2 separate regions of the Mus musculus genome follow, and region 1 is linked to region 2. A link is a loop called in an ENCODE intact Hi-C map of the cell type or tissue named here. Cell type or tissue: gastrocnemius. All regions are shown on one strand.

Region 1 (8,000 bases), 320 kb after region 2:
GAGGCAGAGGCAGGCGGATTTCTGAGTTCGAGGCCAGCCTGGTCTACAGAGTGAGTTCCAGGACAGCCAGGGCTTTACAGAGAAACCCTGTCTCGAAAAACCAAAAAAAGAAAAAAAAAAAAAAAAAAGCCGGGAGTGGTGGCACACACCTTTGATCCCAGCACTTGGGAAGCAGAAGCAGGCGAATTTCTGAATTCAAGGCCAACCTGGTCTACAGAGTGAGTTCCAGGACAGCCAGGACTACATAGAGAAACTCTGTCTTGAAAAACAAAAACAAAACAAAACAAAAAATAAATAAAAATACAACCAGAGAAGTTTTCTTAATTTTAATTAAATAATTTAGAGTCAGAGTCTCACTATGTAGCCTGGCTGACATGGAATTAGCTATATAACCCAGGCTAGCCTAGAACTCTCAGAGATCTGCATGCCCCTGTCTCTTGAGGGTTAAATGTGTGTGTCATCATGGCTAGCCTTCAATTTTATTATTGTATATTTGTTTGTTTGTGTGTGCCCACATGTGGATGTGTATGGGCACATGTATACCACAGTATCATATCTGAAGGTCAAAGGACAACCGGCTGTCATTTGTTTTTTGAAACACTGGCTAGCCAGAAACTTACTATATAGACCAGACTGCCCTTGAGCACACAGAGATCCACCAGCCTCTGCTTCTTGAGTGTTGGGTGTGACCACCATGCCTGGCAGAGGACAACTCTTGGGAGTCTGTTTTCTCCTTTCACTGTGGAATCCAGAAATGGAACTCATCATCAGGCTTGCCCACTGAGCTACCTTGCCATCCTATAAGGAGAGCTCTAATGTCAAAAAGCCCCAACAGGCTAGACCCAGGCACCCTCCCCAACATGGTAGCTCAAGAGATAGGTAATGGTAAACAGCAGAGAGAAATTTCTTCAACATGGACACACGATAAAGAGGAACAAACTAGGCCTAAGCTTTAGACAAATACATAGTTAAACTGTCTTGGTCTGGTTGTTGTCTCTCTGATTGCTGTCCCAGATACTACTCAGCATGGTCCAAAAAAAGTCCTTATTGATTTAGGGGAGAAGTTATCAGGAAATAAGAACTTCTGCTCCTGGGTGTGGCCCCGCCTTATCTGGGGGTGGTCCCCCTGCCCAGAGTTCCTGGAATCCAAAGTGATTCAAGGAATGACCAATTACCTCACTTACCTCGTCTGCTTCCTGACCCTCGCCTGATGGAAGGAGTGCACGAGGGGGCAGAGGTGTCTGACTTCCTTCTGCTTTTACCCGCCACAGGGCCCAAGTGAGGAGGAAGTAGGCATTTATAAAACATCTGTTTCAAAAGGACTAGAGAATTTAGGGAAAACAGAAAAAAAAGGAAAAAATTAAACTCTTAAATTCACTGTTAAAAACCAGGATGTGATGAACTGGGGAGAAGGCCAAGGCAGGCAGACCTACCTAGTGAGCCGAGCCGCTGTCTCAGAAACAAACAAACAAACAAACAAACAACAAAGAAATCCGTATTGAGCGAAACAGGGAAGTTCCAGGCTAAGTTTTGCCCCAATGTTTTGTAAGGCTCCTCCATTTTGGTTAAACAGTGACAGTTACCAAACTGAAGTTTTAATAGATTCTTGCCCTCCCCACTAAGGCTGCCCAGAAAAGATGTTTATCTGTGTTATCGGCCACCTGACATTCATTAACCCATTACACATGTTTCCTTAGCTAGCCCTCTCGATGACTGACCAGGGACCCATTCAAGTAACTCTCAGTCATGCCTGCTGCCCTCCTCCACGACCATCACTCCCTAGACAAACAAACAGTAGGCTGTGGTTCTTACACTATTTTCCCGCCCTCCTACCCCTCCCGATGCCCCACATATACACAAGCAAGCGTAGTCCTCCCTTTGTTTGTCCTCCATGTCAACCTTACACCAAGCGACTTCACTCTTGGCTAGCACCACCCACAAGGCAAAGAATAATAAATAACTAGCTTCTTAAAGTCTAAAGGTGACTACTATACATTTACTAAAGTAGATCTGACCATATGAGCACACGGGTATATTCAAATCTTATCAGGAAAACCAAATCTCAGGACTAATCAAACACACCAGACCCAGGTAAGGTTACAACAGCTTCTCCTGGACTAACCGAACGAAAAACGAAATAAAAGGAGGACATGACTATTCCACAAGTGTGGAGATTTTTTAATTGTAGAACACAGGCAGAGGGAAGAGTCCAGGCTGAACATGGCAGGCGGACTAAACCAGATCGTGAGAGGAGCTGCGGACAGGAGAAGCATCTCAGGCCAAGATTCCAGAAGCCTGGAGTAGCCAAAATGGCTGGATTTCATAGGGAGCAGGATTAAGGTAGGGAAGCGGAAACCGAGCCCTGGGAGGAAGGGATTGGTGTAGGGGTCGGGGTAAGATGTGCTGGGAGGAGTCACAGCTTCTGAGGGATGCTGGGAGAGCAGGGAGGAGCTCTCCCAAAGGTACCCTGCGCTTCTGGGAGAGAGCTGGCCAGCAGTGTCTGCTTTGATGGGTGAATAGTCACTTCTGTTAGCCGTTTGTCTCAGGTTTGAAACCTAACATCAACACTGCAATGACAGTGTCCTTCCAACCTGTCATCTGACTTCCTGTGTGTGTGTGGAGGGACTAAGAGTCAAGAGAACTCCTGACTGCCAGGAGCCTCAACTCCGTCCATTCTCCACTGTTGCTGCTCCTACTTAAATTGCTGTCCTGTTTGTTCATTTGTCCGTCTGGACTGGACCTCGTTTTGATGTTTGATTCTATGGCCTTCATGGTCCCACACGTCACTTTTGCAGCCGGACTGGACCTCGAGACTCAGCTCAAGCCTGTGACTCCCTTTAATCTTGATTCTGCAGAGACCCCTGGAGATCCCAATAGGATTGAATGTCTGACTCCTCCTCACCACCCCAACACAGCCCAGAGATCCCCTTTGGAGCTCCATCACCTTCCTACTGCTTCGCTCTGCTGTCGCTTATAACCCACACCTCCTCATGCACACAGAGACACACACACACACACAGAGTCTCAGTCTCTGTCTCTGTCTCTCTCTCTCTCTCTCTCTCTCTCTCTCTCTCTCTCTGCCCAGGAGGTATTTATTATGTGTTTTGCAATGTGTAACTCAAGAGTTAGTGTTAGTTAAGACTGGCATATAGGTACCCGAGTTTGCCTCAGCCAGCTAAGGTTATGGTAGCCTTGATAAGGGCTTTATGGAGTCCAATTAGGGAAAATCACTTCTCCGAGCTGGCTGGTGACCTAACTTTCTAAGCTGCCCAAGACATCCTGAGGTACAGAAGGCATTTAAAGAGATAGAAAGATATAGGACACATAATTGTCCCTTTAATGAGATAGTATATGAGTCCTTCTCAGAATCCTCTTAGTACAGTTACAAGCTGTAACCAACCACACAGCTTCCTAAAGTCTTCCTGCTTCTCTGAATTACTCAGAAAACCCTACTTTCCCCTTTCTATCTCCTTCCTAACCATGCTATCCCTAATAATTTGAGTTTCACACAGTAAAGCTTCCCTCCCTGCCTTGTGGCTGCATCCACTATGTGACTGACAACCGTGTCCAACTTAAATGGTATGGCTCTCTCTTCCTTTTCTATGTATTCTTCTCTGGTCACCTGCCAGGACTTACAACTAGCTGCCCTGGGCTTTGTTTTTCTAAACTCTAATAAAACTGTAACCTAACTTCTGTTTGCGTCCATTTTTTCTTTCTTTTTAATAAAAATGACTAAGAGCTCCAGAAAGAGACTCAGAGTCCCCCATACAACACTATCAAGGGAAATCAGGATGACTTTAGTAAATTTCTGCTGAATGAAACAGTTGCAGCTTGTGAATTTCTGTTATTCTGTGAATTCTGAGTTGGGAAGACCCAGATGTGTTGTTCTCTGTTTCTGACACAGCATCCTCATGACATTCACTTGGGTCTCCTAAGGCATATGCCTGCATGGTACACCCTACAGGCTTTGCCTGTCCCTAAACATTCTGAAACTCCTTGGAGACTGGATGAAATTTAAAGTAACATATTAGTAATGAATACATTTCAGAAAATATTTAAAATAGCAGACCCATTTGGTTTACCAACCAAAATTCGTTTATTTCTTGAAAAAAAGAAAGAAAGGAAATGATAGCTTTTAGATTAGTTCAGTTTATGGATTGTGGAGAAGAAAGAGTTCAGATTTAGCAGGCCTAAGGATAACCTGTCCACAGAAGTTGAAGCCCTTGAGAGGACAAGTCTACCCGCACTAGCCCGGTAGTGCACAGCGCCTCCTACTGGTGATGCTTGGCAGCAGCCCTTCCCTCTAAAACGAATGTCCCTCATAGAAGGAGCTGGATCAAGGCAGGATGAAGCACCCCAGCAGATGCGCTACAGACAGCTCAGAAGTAACTGGACTTGCACTTTTACATCCTCTCTGGCTTCTGAGTTTTTGCCTGTCTTAGCTTACGGTTTCCTATTCTGTATGGTAAAGGCAACCAGCTGAACCTGAGGTTTCATTTCTGGGCTGGTTTCTCTCTGTGGGTTAAAATCCCCTCTTAAAACTTCCTCTGGTGCTTCCTGTTTCTCTTCAAGTAAAGGAGAAAAGAAAAGGGAAAGCGTTCTCGAGTGGTGAGAAGCGCGTTAACTATGCGCTTTGAGAGCGCTTAGGAGGAAGATGTACCTGGCGAGAAGGTTCCATCGGAGATTTCTAAAAGGAACAGCATGCCATGTTCTGCAGCTCGGCATGCCGTGACATTTGCTCTGAAATGCCTTCATCCCAGCAGGAAAGTACAGCACGGCGTGAGAGAACAGCCTGTTAACGGTCCCTCTGGTCCCTAGTGAGAGGGACCACAGTGCACATCGCTCAGCAGTACTGACTTAGTCCATCTCTCAGGCAGGGAGAGTGTAAAACGCGTGGCTTTTGTGTGCCTCTGATGATGGGCTTTTTTTCAGAGGTTTGTTGACTGTAGTGCACTATGGGCTTTTGTTCCTATCTTTAGCTCCCGCTTGTAGATTTCTTTTCTTTTCTTTTTTTTTTTTTTTTTTTTTGTTTTTTTGTTTTTTTGTTTTGGTTTTTCAAGACAGGGTTTCTCTGTATAGCCCTGGCTGTCCTGGAACTCACTTTATAGACCAGGCTGGCCTCGAACTCAGAAATCCGCTTGCCCTCTGCCTCCCGAGTGCTGGGATCAAAGGTGTGCGCCACCACGCCCGGCCCGCTTGTAGATTCCTTTTGCATTAATTTGAAGGAATAACTTATATATTCATTGTCAGGTCCAGAGGAAATTACAAAACTCCAAAAGGCGGCTCAAGGAGCTCAGCCTGAAACTGTAGGAGGATTCCTTGCGCTTAGATAAAACCCAGCATTCCTCCGGAGCTAAGGAAATCCTTTCCCAGCTACCAGAAGGAGTCATTTCCCATACCTTTGGCTGAAGGGTCACTTGGCCACCTGTGGTGCCTATTAGCATATCAAAGCTCATGCTGTTCTCCAGGCCCCCCTCAGAATCACAAGTACTTGTTACAACTTTCAAAGTCTGAATAGAGTGTATATTAGAATCCTAAGTGCTTGTTACACCTTTCAAAGTGTATATTAGAGGTGGATCTTCAACTGGGGGAGAAAAGCAAACAAGCCCCTTCTCACCTCCCCCTACCCTAACCTGCCCCCAGCTCACGGGCATCCCTCCCCCTACCTACCCATCCTCCTTCTACCCCTGCTACTCTTGCTGTGTGCTCTCCCGCTCTCTGCTCTGCTCTGGCTTCACTCACCATGTTTTCCCCATTCTCTAACCTCTGCTGCAGACAGAGTGTCTACCCTCACTTGTAGACAGCTCTGGCCATGTCTGGTCTGCTGGCCATATTCAGTTTACTTTTTTCTCTGCTCTGGGCTGTTCTCTGGCTGTTCTCTTTCTCATATCTACCTTCCCCTTTAACCACGGAGTGGTCATATTGTCAGTTTATATACTAGAAACACAGATGTTTTGTCATAGCTTGCAAATATTCCCTCCCAGCCTACTTTTTATCTGGAGAACTTGTTAGTGGTGTGTTAGACGTTTACGTGGTGAAACTCATCTACTCATTCATGGCTTCCAAGTTTAAAGTATTTCTTTAAAAGGAACACCACCACCTGGACGTTAAATAAGTGTGCATGTTCAAATTTTTTGCTATTTTAATGGTTCTCTATAGATTTGTACATATGTCTTTAATCTCGGGGTGGTTAGTTATTGCTTATATATGTGAGTAGTGAATGAGAAGGTTTTAAACCCCACTCCCCAGATGAAAACCCACCCCTAACATACACTATTCAGAGCCAGTAACTGTGGGCACAACCAGTTGGTGTCTGACCATAGCTACTAGAGGTGTGAACATCATTTTTTTTAATTCAGTAATTTCACATCTATAAAAATGCCCATAGATGTAAAAGCAGAAGAATATAAGAACGTGGGCTGGCGAGATGGCTCAGTGAGTAAGAACACTGACTGCTCTTCCAAAGGTCCTGAGTTCAAATCCCAGCAAACACATGGCTCACAACCACCTGAAATGAGATCTGACACCCTCTTCTGGTGCGTCTGAAGTTGGCTACAGTGTACTTATGTATAATAATAAATAAATCTTTGGGCTGGAGCAAGCAGGGACTGAGCAGGGCCAACTGGAGCAAGCAGAGGTCCTAAAAATTCAATTCCCAACAACTACATAAAGGCTCACAACCATCTGTACAGCTACAGTGTACTCACATACATAAAATAAATCTTTTTTTTTTTAAAGAATATAACAACGTACACAGAAGGTACACCTCATATAGTTTTGTTTATCCATTGAATTAACCTGGGAGTATACATTTGAATAAATTTCATGGATATATTCTATTAAATGGTACAGATTATTCAAAAGAATGCTCTGCCTACGTACTATTTAGAAAAGTATTCATGGTATATTGTTAAATGGAAAAAGCCTTGTTTGTGCATGCACCTATGTCTCTATAGGTGGGAAATCCCATAAATACAGGTACAGAGATGTGTACATGTGACGCCAGCTTCCTAGGAAGGCAGAGGCAAAAGAGGGATGCCAGACCCAAGGAGGACAAGACCAACATGGGAAACAGGAAGAACCTATTTCAAAGAAAAGCACACAAATAAAACAACATTAAAATGAATTTGAATGTTGCAAGGCCATCACAGGCTACTGTTTGTCTCTCCAAAGATGAGAAACTACAATGGAGGAGTAAGCGTTACAACAGTTTGATTTTTGACATGCACCTTTAACGTCTGTTTTTGTTTGTTTGTTTGTTTTTTGAGACAGGGTTTCTCTGTATAGCCCTGGCTGTCCTGGAACTCACTTTGTAGACCAGGCTAGCCTTGAACTCAGAAATCCGCCTGCCTCTGCCTCCCAAGTGCTGGGATTAAAGGCGTGTGCCACCATGCCCAGCTGCACCTTTATTGTCTTAATAACCCATCAGAAATTCTATTTCATTGATTTGATTGACAGCTTGGTGCTGAGAGACATGTACTTAAAGTAAGGTAAATCAAGGAAGAAATCGAGCCAGGCTTAATGAAGTTCCTTTAATCTCTGTACTCAGAAAACTAAGGAGAACTGCAAGTCAGAGGCCAGCCTGGGACAGTCTTTCAGAATGAAAAGGAAAAAAAAAAACAAAACAAAAAACAAAAACCCAAAGAAGTTACACTACTGGCTGGTTCATTTTGAGAGGAGCAGAGAAGCCTTTTAGGGGAGGGAGAAGGCAGCTCAAGGCTCATGTTTTCCCTCTAGCAAGGCTGAAGGGAGACTGGAAAGATGGGCAGGTTTGAGAAGGAATGGATGTGCTGTCTGAGTCGATCTAGAAGCGGTCGACAGGCACTTCAGAAAGGCTGATTTTAGCATATGTTGCACATTTCTAATCAGCAGAACTGTCCAAAAATTGAAGCATCTGTCACATGGATTTTGAGGTTTTCCGTTGCTAGAAATATCAAACCGAGGCTAGGTGACCATCTGTCATGTGTGCTGTGGAAAAGGAATCTAAATTTAACTGCAGG
Region 2 (8,000 bases):
GAGAGATCTTGTCTCAAAAACCAAAACAACCACAACTAAAACAACAGCTTTGAGCCCCAGGGTAGGTGGCCCCACTCCTTGAGGAGTGCAGGTTGTCTAAGTTGCTGACTTGCTCTGAGTTATTCCATATTGAGTGGAAGTAGCTCTTGGGCTATGTGCCCCCAACAGGCTCTGTTTTACAAAGGACACCCAACTCCCTTTTAGGTTGTTTTTATGCTTTGTGGCTTGATATTAAGGAACAATGAATTCAGTCAAACCAAATCTGTGGGCAGAAGAGAAAGAAAGGAAGCCATCATAGGCCAGAGGAGTGTGCTGAAAGAGCTAGTGAGTGACGAGTCCAGGGCCAGTGTGCTGAAAGAGCTAGTGCAGAGGAACTTGGAAGACTTCAGGTATCCACATGGGCACAGCTGGGGCACTCTGGACACATCTGTCCTCGAGACAGTTGACGTTATCACATTTTATGATCAGAATCTATGGCAGTGGCTCAGAGGGGGCAGAAATAGCCTGAGATAAAAGTGTAATATGAAATAGGTGTGCATTGTTTATTGACAAGAATACATTCTAAGAGCTGGGTGGTGGGGAGGCAGAGGCTGACTAATCTTTGTGAGTTCGAGGCCAGTCTGGTGTACAGAGGTAGTTCCAGGACAGCCAAGGCTACACAGAGAAACCCCGTATCAGAAAAAAACAAAACAAAACAAACAAACAAACAAACAAAACAAGGCCAAACAAACTAAAACCAAAATAAGAATTCATTCTGAGCAGTGCACCATTATACAGTTTTGCTGTTGTGTGCCATCATAGAGTGTACTGACATATGTGGCCCCAGGAGACACAGGAAATCGAGTATGAGGATGCTCCTGGCATGGTGGGCCATGCTGCTTTACAGAAAGGTTTTTGTTTTGTTTTAATAGTAGAGTCCTCGTCCCTAAAATAATGATAAGAAAGGCTGGAGAGATGGCTCAGCGGTTAAGAGCGTCGGCTGCTCTTCTGAAGGTCATGAGTTCAAATAGCAACCACATGGTGGCTCACAACCACATGTAATGAAATCTGATGCCCTCTTCTGGGGTGTCTGAAGACAGCTATAGTGTACTTACATATAATAAATAAATCTTTTAAAAAAATAATGATAAAAAGTATGGCGTGCTGAGCAGTCCCTCATAATGAATGTGTGTACTGTTCATAGTTGTTGTGGGTTACCCTTTCATAAGGCTTGTGGCAAAGTAGATTGTTTTCCTCCAGAATCATCAGTGATTTCATAACATACCACTGGGTGGCTAACAGTTATGACTTCCCTAGTCCGTGGCAGTTTCAGCTCTGGGACACTCTGGGACCACTGTAGTATGCAGTCTCTTGTCTGAAACATCCATGGAACATAACTGCATATATTACAAACATGATATCTAATGTTAAAAAAGGAGTCACAAATGTAATCACCGTAAATGTAAGTATCAGAGGAGCAGATGGAAGTGGGGGTGGGTGGGGGAGAGGGCCGGTGGGCAAGCATGCTTACTGAGCAAGCATCAGACACTGAGTTCAGGTCCCCTGCTCCCATGTCAAAGCCACTGTGGACTTGGGGACCTGTAATCACAGTGCTGAGGCAGGATGGGCCAACAGGTGGATCTTGCTGGTGTGTTCCAGGCTTCGGGAGAGCCCTGTCTCAAGGGGGGGGGAGAGTGGATCTTGTTCGAGCAGGGTGCCGGTGTCCAGCCTCTGTGTACACAGTAAGCTAGAGAGATCCTGATGGGCTTTCAGAGTGCTTCCAGTCTATGGATGCTCTGTGTGTGTCATGTGACCTGACTCATGGAAGGAAGAGGTTAGAGGTCTCGTTCAGCTGCCTCCCTCCCTCCCTTCCTCCTTCCCTCCTTCCCTTCCTCGCTTATGGCCCCCATACTTCCTCCACCTCCCATTGTCAAAAGTCAGCAGAAAAAAGTGTGGGATATTTTAACTTTTTTTCCACACCGAGTCTTCAAGATATAGCATACATCTTCACAGACATTATATCTCAAGTCAGAAAGCCCATATTTAATTTCTAGTGTTTACTCAACGGACTAACTACATGTAGCCTTCAGGCATAAAGTGGTCCAGTGTGTCTGTAATCACCATTTTGGCCACTAGGTGGCGGAAGCGACCTTTCACTCAACGCATTAGACAGTAAGCTGTAGAAAGGGTGGAGGAAGCCCTGAAATCGTCCTGTCTTTGGCTTATTTTAGACAGAAGTGAACCGAGTTGGATATATCCCACACAATTAAAAATTCTGCCTAGACCAGATGAGTTGTCATACCAGGTGGAAGGAGGGGACTCAGTCCTAAAAATTGTCCTCTCTCTCTCTCTCTCTCTTTCTCTCTCTCTCTCTCTCTCTCTCTCTCACACACACACACACACACACACACACACACACAGATAAACACTCCTTAGTCTAGAATAACACACCTGTTTCCTCCTGTCCTACAGGCTAATGCCCATGTAGAGGACACTCTGTTAAAAGGCAACAAGTTGGGCTGGTGAGATGGCTCAGTGAGTAAGAGCACTGACTGCTCTTACGAAGGTCCTGAGTTCAATTCCCAGCAACCACATGGTGACTCACAACCATCTGTGATAGGATCTGATGTGTCTGAAGTCAGCTGCAGTGTACTTATGTATGATAAATACATCTTTAACAACAAGTTAATGTGCACATTTAAAGCTTAGGCACTAAGATGTAATAGTAGCGAACAGAAGGGGAGTGGTTTTAGAGGAGCAAAGGGACCAACTGAGGTCACTGATGGGGGGGTGGGGAGTGAGGGAGGGGGTGAGGGCGGGCGAGCATAAACAGTATAAAGATATGTATGTGTGTAAATGTCACAATGAAACCTGATATCTTGTATGTAGTAACTACCAGTTTTCAAATTACATTTCTTTATGTGTGTGTGTGTGTACGCACATGCGTGTGTGCTCGTGCGTATGCATGCACACACACCTTGACATGTATGTGGATGTCCAGAGGACAGCCTGGTGAAGTCAATTCTCTCCTTCTACCCTGTGAATGGGGAGTGACTATAGGTCGTCAGCCTTGGCAGCAAGCACCTTGACCTGCTGAGCCATCTTGCTGGACCATAACTAATAACTTTTTAGGACTTAGCAAGTGACAAGTGTTTCTTGTGAGGACCATTTTCTTCAATTAAGGAAATAAAGGCCTGCGGTGATATGAAGGAGCCTCAGCTGTTAGCTGGAAACTTAAGAAAGCCTTCCTTGTTACACTGTCAGCCTACACTGAAGGCCAGTCCTTCCATCCTATTGTGAGTCCTTGCTGGCCTCTGCCACCCTCGTGTCTCCATTCTGTAACAAGAATGAGGAGATGCAGTGGTTAAGAGCGCCAACTGCTCTTCCAAAGGTCCCGAGTTCAAATCCCAGCAACCACATGGTGGCTCACAACCATCTGTAACGAAATCTGATGCCCTCTTCTGGAGTGTCTGAAGACAGCTACAGTGTACTTACATATAATAAATAAATAAATCTTTAAAAAAAAAAAAAAGAATGAGGAGATGTCCCCGAGAGGCAGAGTTCTTTCTGTCACAGGAGCGCTGGTGATCGGCCTAAGGGTGGAGGCTAGTAGCTCAGCCTTGGCGCTGAGTGAGTGGGGGAGGGAAGGAAATGCAGATATTCTGGGGAGGGTGACCACTCAGCCGCCGCCTGCTGGCTAGTCGGTCACACGGGACCTCTTCCACCATGGAGGGAGCATGTTATGTCCTAGTGAGAGGTGCTTATTGGCCATTCCTTCTGAAACACCTCTGCCAGCCCATCTGTGTGCACAAGGTACGCAGGGTGTGTCACCAGCATGCTGTTCCACACAGCATGTTTCTGACCAGGGATCTCATCTTAAGAGTCACCCACAGTCAGCAGTAGATCCGGTGCTTGTGAAAATTTACTAGTTTGACCATTTGCCCCTATCCTAGAAGCAGCTTTGAAGGAGCCGTGAGCTGAAGTAGTAGTACTGGTTGGCCAGGAAAATCAGAGCTTTGTTTTACAGGATGCAGCCTGGACTGGAGGCCTCGCTGTTCCAACCACAGAAACCGAAGGCTGGATTCAGGGGGGCTCCCCTTACCGTTAAGTTACTATCTCCTTCTTGGGGTTGATTGCGGCTCTGCTGTCTCGTGGGTCTCATCCTGATGGGGAAGGTGTCTATGGGGACACACGGTTGACACTGCACTGTTAGGCCTGTGCTGCCTCTGGGCTAGGACAGACTGCCCTGCACAGTTAGGAGAGAGAGCTTAGCGCTGGTGGGCTCTGCTTAGCATTTCCAGAGAAGTGCAGAAGGTAACAAGACGGGCAGCTGGCCACAGCGGAGCTGGGGATGGGCTTTCAGCAGCAGAAGGGCCTCCTCTCCCTGAAGAAACCGTACACCGTAAGAGAGCCGGAGAGGCCTCTGGTAGGTAAGGATGGAGTCTTCCACATGCTGGCGGCTGAGAGTTTTACAACCTCCAGCGGTTGTCCCCAGGAAGTGATGTCACAGTCTGGCCACCAGGGGCCGAGCTGGTGCTGCTCTTTATGTTTGGGGATCTTCGGCCAAGAAGGGAGCTTGCTTGACAAAGGCAAACAGAAAGTACAAGAAGTTGTTTGGTACTGAATATTTCCCATCTCTCTGTCTCTGTCTCTGTCTCTGTCTCTCTGTCTGTCTCTCTCTCTCATTTGTCTGTGTAATGTCTGTCTATCTTGTTAGAGCCAGTCTGAACACTCTACAAGGTCAGGAACTGGGCCTCTTAGCTCCGTTCTGTAACTCCGATGCTCATCCTATAGTAAGTATGCACTAAGGTACTACCTGAATAAGTGAATGGTCTCAAGGAACCAGTGAAGTAGAACTAGGGTCCCTATGGCTGGCCCATGGGGAGAGGCACAAGGGATCACAGAGAGGCTGCATTGCGTAGCCCACAGAGCCTGGAAGTAAACACTCTGGGTTCTGACTCTCAATGGCTAGCCGGAGGAGACAGTATAGGATCCAGGCTTAGCCAGTGGACCTCAAGCTGGGAAAAAGGAGGCAATCCCTGCTCTTTTTGGCTCTTGGCTATGAGACCAGAGCTTCTCTGGTGGCTACTATTCTTTCCTCCTGGGGCAGCTGGCTGAGAACATAAAGCCATATTATAGAGAGAGGAAAAGACTCAGAGATAGATGCGAAGTGAAGGATTGACTGGACCTGAGTTCCTGGATGGGGAAGTGGGGGATTGACTGAGCCTGAGTTCCTGGATGGGGAAGTGAAGGACTGACTGAGTCTGAGTTCCTGGATGGGGAAGTGGAGGATTGACTGAGCCTGAGTTCCTGGATGGGGAAGTGGAGGATTGACTGAGCCTGAGTTCCTGGATGGGGAAGTGGAGGATTGACTGAGCCTGAGTTCCTGGATGGGGAAGTGGAGGATTGACTGAGCCTGAGTTCCTGGGTGGGGAAGTGGAGGATTGACTGAGCCTGAGTTCCTGGATGGGGAAGTGGAGGATTGACTGAGCCTGAGTTCCTGGATACAGTCATCCCTTGAGCTCTGTGGTTTGAAACCACAGAGAACCTTTATCTTGTGTCTGAGAAGTGATGGGCAGTGGGCACACCCACCCATGCTGTTGAAGGAGAAAGAGGGTCAGCAGCCATAGTTTTATCTCATGTTGCACTGTGCTCCTGGTATGTGAGGGCAAGTCTTTTTCACCTGCAGGTCTCATCACCTCCACCCCTACCCCACAGAGAACCTCCTCCCAGCTCCTCAGGTCGGGGATGGGGAGTAATGGGAAGGCACTAAGGTCTGTGATTGACAGGTGTCTGGCATCCCACAATGCTCAGCAAGTGTGAACTGCCTCACCTGGTCTTGTGGGTGGCTTTTGGCCACCAGTAATAGAACAGAGAGATGAGCTTAAAAAATGAAGTCCTTACTCACTGTTCCCAGAAGGCCAGAGGTGGCCCAGGTCCACGGTAGTGGATTCATCAGCTCAGCAGTATCACCGGGGTCTTAGCTTGTCTTTGTTTTGTTTCTTAAGATTATTAGTTTTTGCAGGAGTTGGTATGTGTCCAAGCCACAGCATGTGGGGGCCAGGGGACAGCTTTGTCCAGTCTTTATGTGGGTTCCCTTTCCTGAACAGAGCACTGTGGGAGAATGAAGTACCATGGTTGGCTTAGAGTAATCAAGAAAGATGTCAGGGGCTGGAGAGATGGCTCAGCAGCCATGAGCATTTGTTCAATTCCTGACAGCCACATGGTGGCGGCCTGTAACTGTTCATAACCTCAGTTCCACAGACTCCAGTGTGCTCTTTTGACCTCCAAGAGCGCCAGACACGCACATACATGGTACTCCAGCAGACACTGAGTAAAACACTCACACACATTATTAAAAATAATAGTAAGATGCATCATTAAAAAAGAGAGCGATGCCGGGGAGGGGACTGAACGAAGTTGATTGGTTAGCAAGGAGAGAGGGAGAATGACAGTGGGCTGTGCTGGTCCACGTTTAATAGAGACTATGTAACCTTGGCTAGACTGAGACTATGTAACCTTGGCTGGATTGAGACTATGTAACCTTGGCTGGATTGAAACTTTTGTTATACAGACCAGGTTGGCCTTGAACTCGCAGAGAGCTTCCTCCTGAGCACTGTGGTTGCTGGTGTGACTCTATTTGCTTTTGTGTGGCTGTCTTATTTCATTTGGCTCAATGTCCTTAAGAGTCCTCCCATGCTGTGCCATGTGCCAGAGTTCCCCTCTTCTCCGAGGCTGGATGATGTTAGCTTGCATGTGCATCCCACGCATCATCCATCGTTCTGGTTACTAGACTTCCTCTCTGGGCTCCTGTGAAGGATGCTGCTATGAACGTGGCTGTACATTTATACACTTTGTAGCTTATTGTATCTTTTAAGCCTCTCTTAATGCAAAGATCTGCTTCCCTACAGTGCAGGTTGGAGAAGCCAGGGGCTTTCAGCCCGCAGCTGTCCCCTGATCGTACATGTTACTAACAGAGAGCTCGGCGTGTCCTCTGCCTGTATTTCCAGAGGCTTTGCAACTTGAGGTGGTGATGTTCATCAAGAGGGACATATGTTATTACCATGTGTGTGTGTCGGGGTGGAGGAGGGATGTCAAATCAGTAATTAACTGGTGGATTCAAAACGGTGTTGTTCTAATTGATTGTTCCCTTTTTGTTAATTAGCTTCAGAAGGATCTTTGACAATTGGCCATTGGAGAGCAGCCATGTTCCAACCATGGAACCCCAGGTTGTGTGGGTGTGTGGTATATGGTTGGGTAACGTATGTGGGTGTGAGTCCCCATTCGTGCAGAGGCCGGAGGGTTTGGGATGTCTCCTTTAATCACCCCTTCACCTCATCCTCTTCCACCAACGTCTCTCACTGACCCTGGGGCTTCTCACTTCATCTAGACTGGTGGGCCCTGGGCTCCAGCTGTATGTCTTCATGCCTGGATCTTTATGTGGATGCTAGGGATTTGAACTCAGGTCTTTACACTTGTGCAGCAGATACTTGTATCCACCAAGCCGTCTCCCTGCCCTGGATCCTAAATTTTTGTGATTGATATATATATATATATATATATATACATACATACACACACACACACACACACACATATATATATATATATATATGTATATATATATATATATATATGTATATATATATATATATATGTATATAAAATTTATATGGGTAAACTGTTTCAGACATACTAGAAGAGGAGATGCTATCAGATCCCATTACAGGTGGTTGTGAGCTACCATGTCGTTGCTGGAACTGAACTCAGGACCTCTGAAAGAGCAGTCCGTGCTCTTAACTGCTGAGCCATCTCTCCAACCCCATTGTGTTTATTTTAAATCAGGACTCATTATGTAGTCCACACTGGCCTGGAACTTGTCATCCTTTGCCTCAGCCTCCAGAGTACTGGGATCTCAGCTGTGTGCCACAGTGCCTAGCTGTGGGGTGTTTTGTTTTGTTTTGTATCCAGACAAGGTTTCTCTGTGTAGCCCTGGCTGTCTTGGAATTCGCTTTGTAGAT

The links. Hi-C counts contacts between places; a loop is a spot of excess contacts. Peaks named below come from ENCODE experiments on the same cell type or tissue, not always from the same donor. Only the 100,000 strongest peaks of a DNase experiment are listed, where the experiment ranks them.
Region 1: it touches region 2 in a loop (3.0-fold over the local background); 4 of 42 quality-filtered maps call a loop at or near these places.

What each region holds. Positions count from the first base shown.
Region 1 is chr19:41,439,071-41,447,070 of GRCm38, reverse strand. Gm33951 (a long non-coding RNA gene) reads left to right here and starts at 1,989. Exons shown (of 2, transcript XR_386711.2): 1 at 1,989-2,091; 2 at 2,189-3,689. In gastrocnemius, a CTCF peak has its summit at 4,269 (motif pointing left); a DNase peak (open chromatin) is centred at 4,273; H3K4me3 peaks cover 553 bases.
Region 2 is chr19:41,758,185-41,766,184 of GRCm38, reverse strand. No RefSeq gene overlaps it. Among named protein-coding and RNA genes, the nearest start is that of Gm19424, 15 kb to the right of the region's middle. In gastrocnemius, CTCF peaks have their summits at 1,028 (motif pointing left) and 4,498 (motif pointing right); DNase peaks (open chromatin) are centred at 2,113, 3,629, 4,482 and 6,123.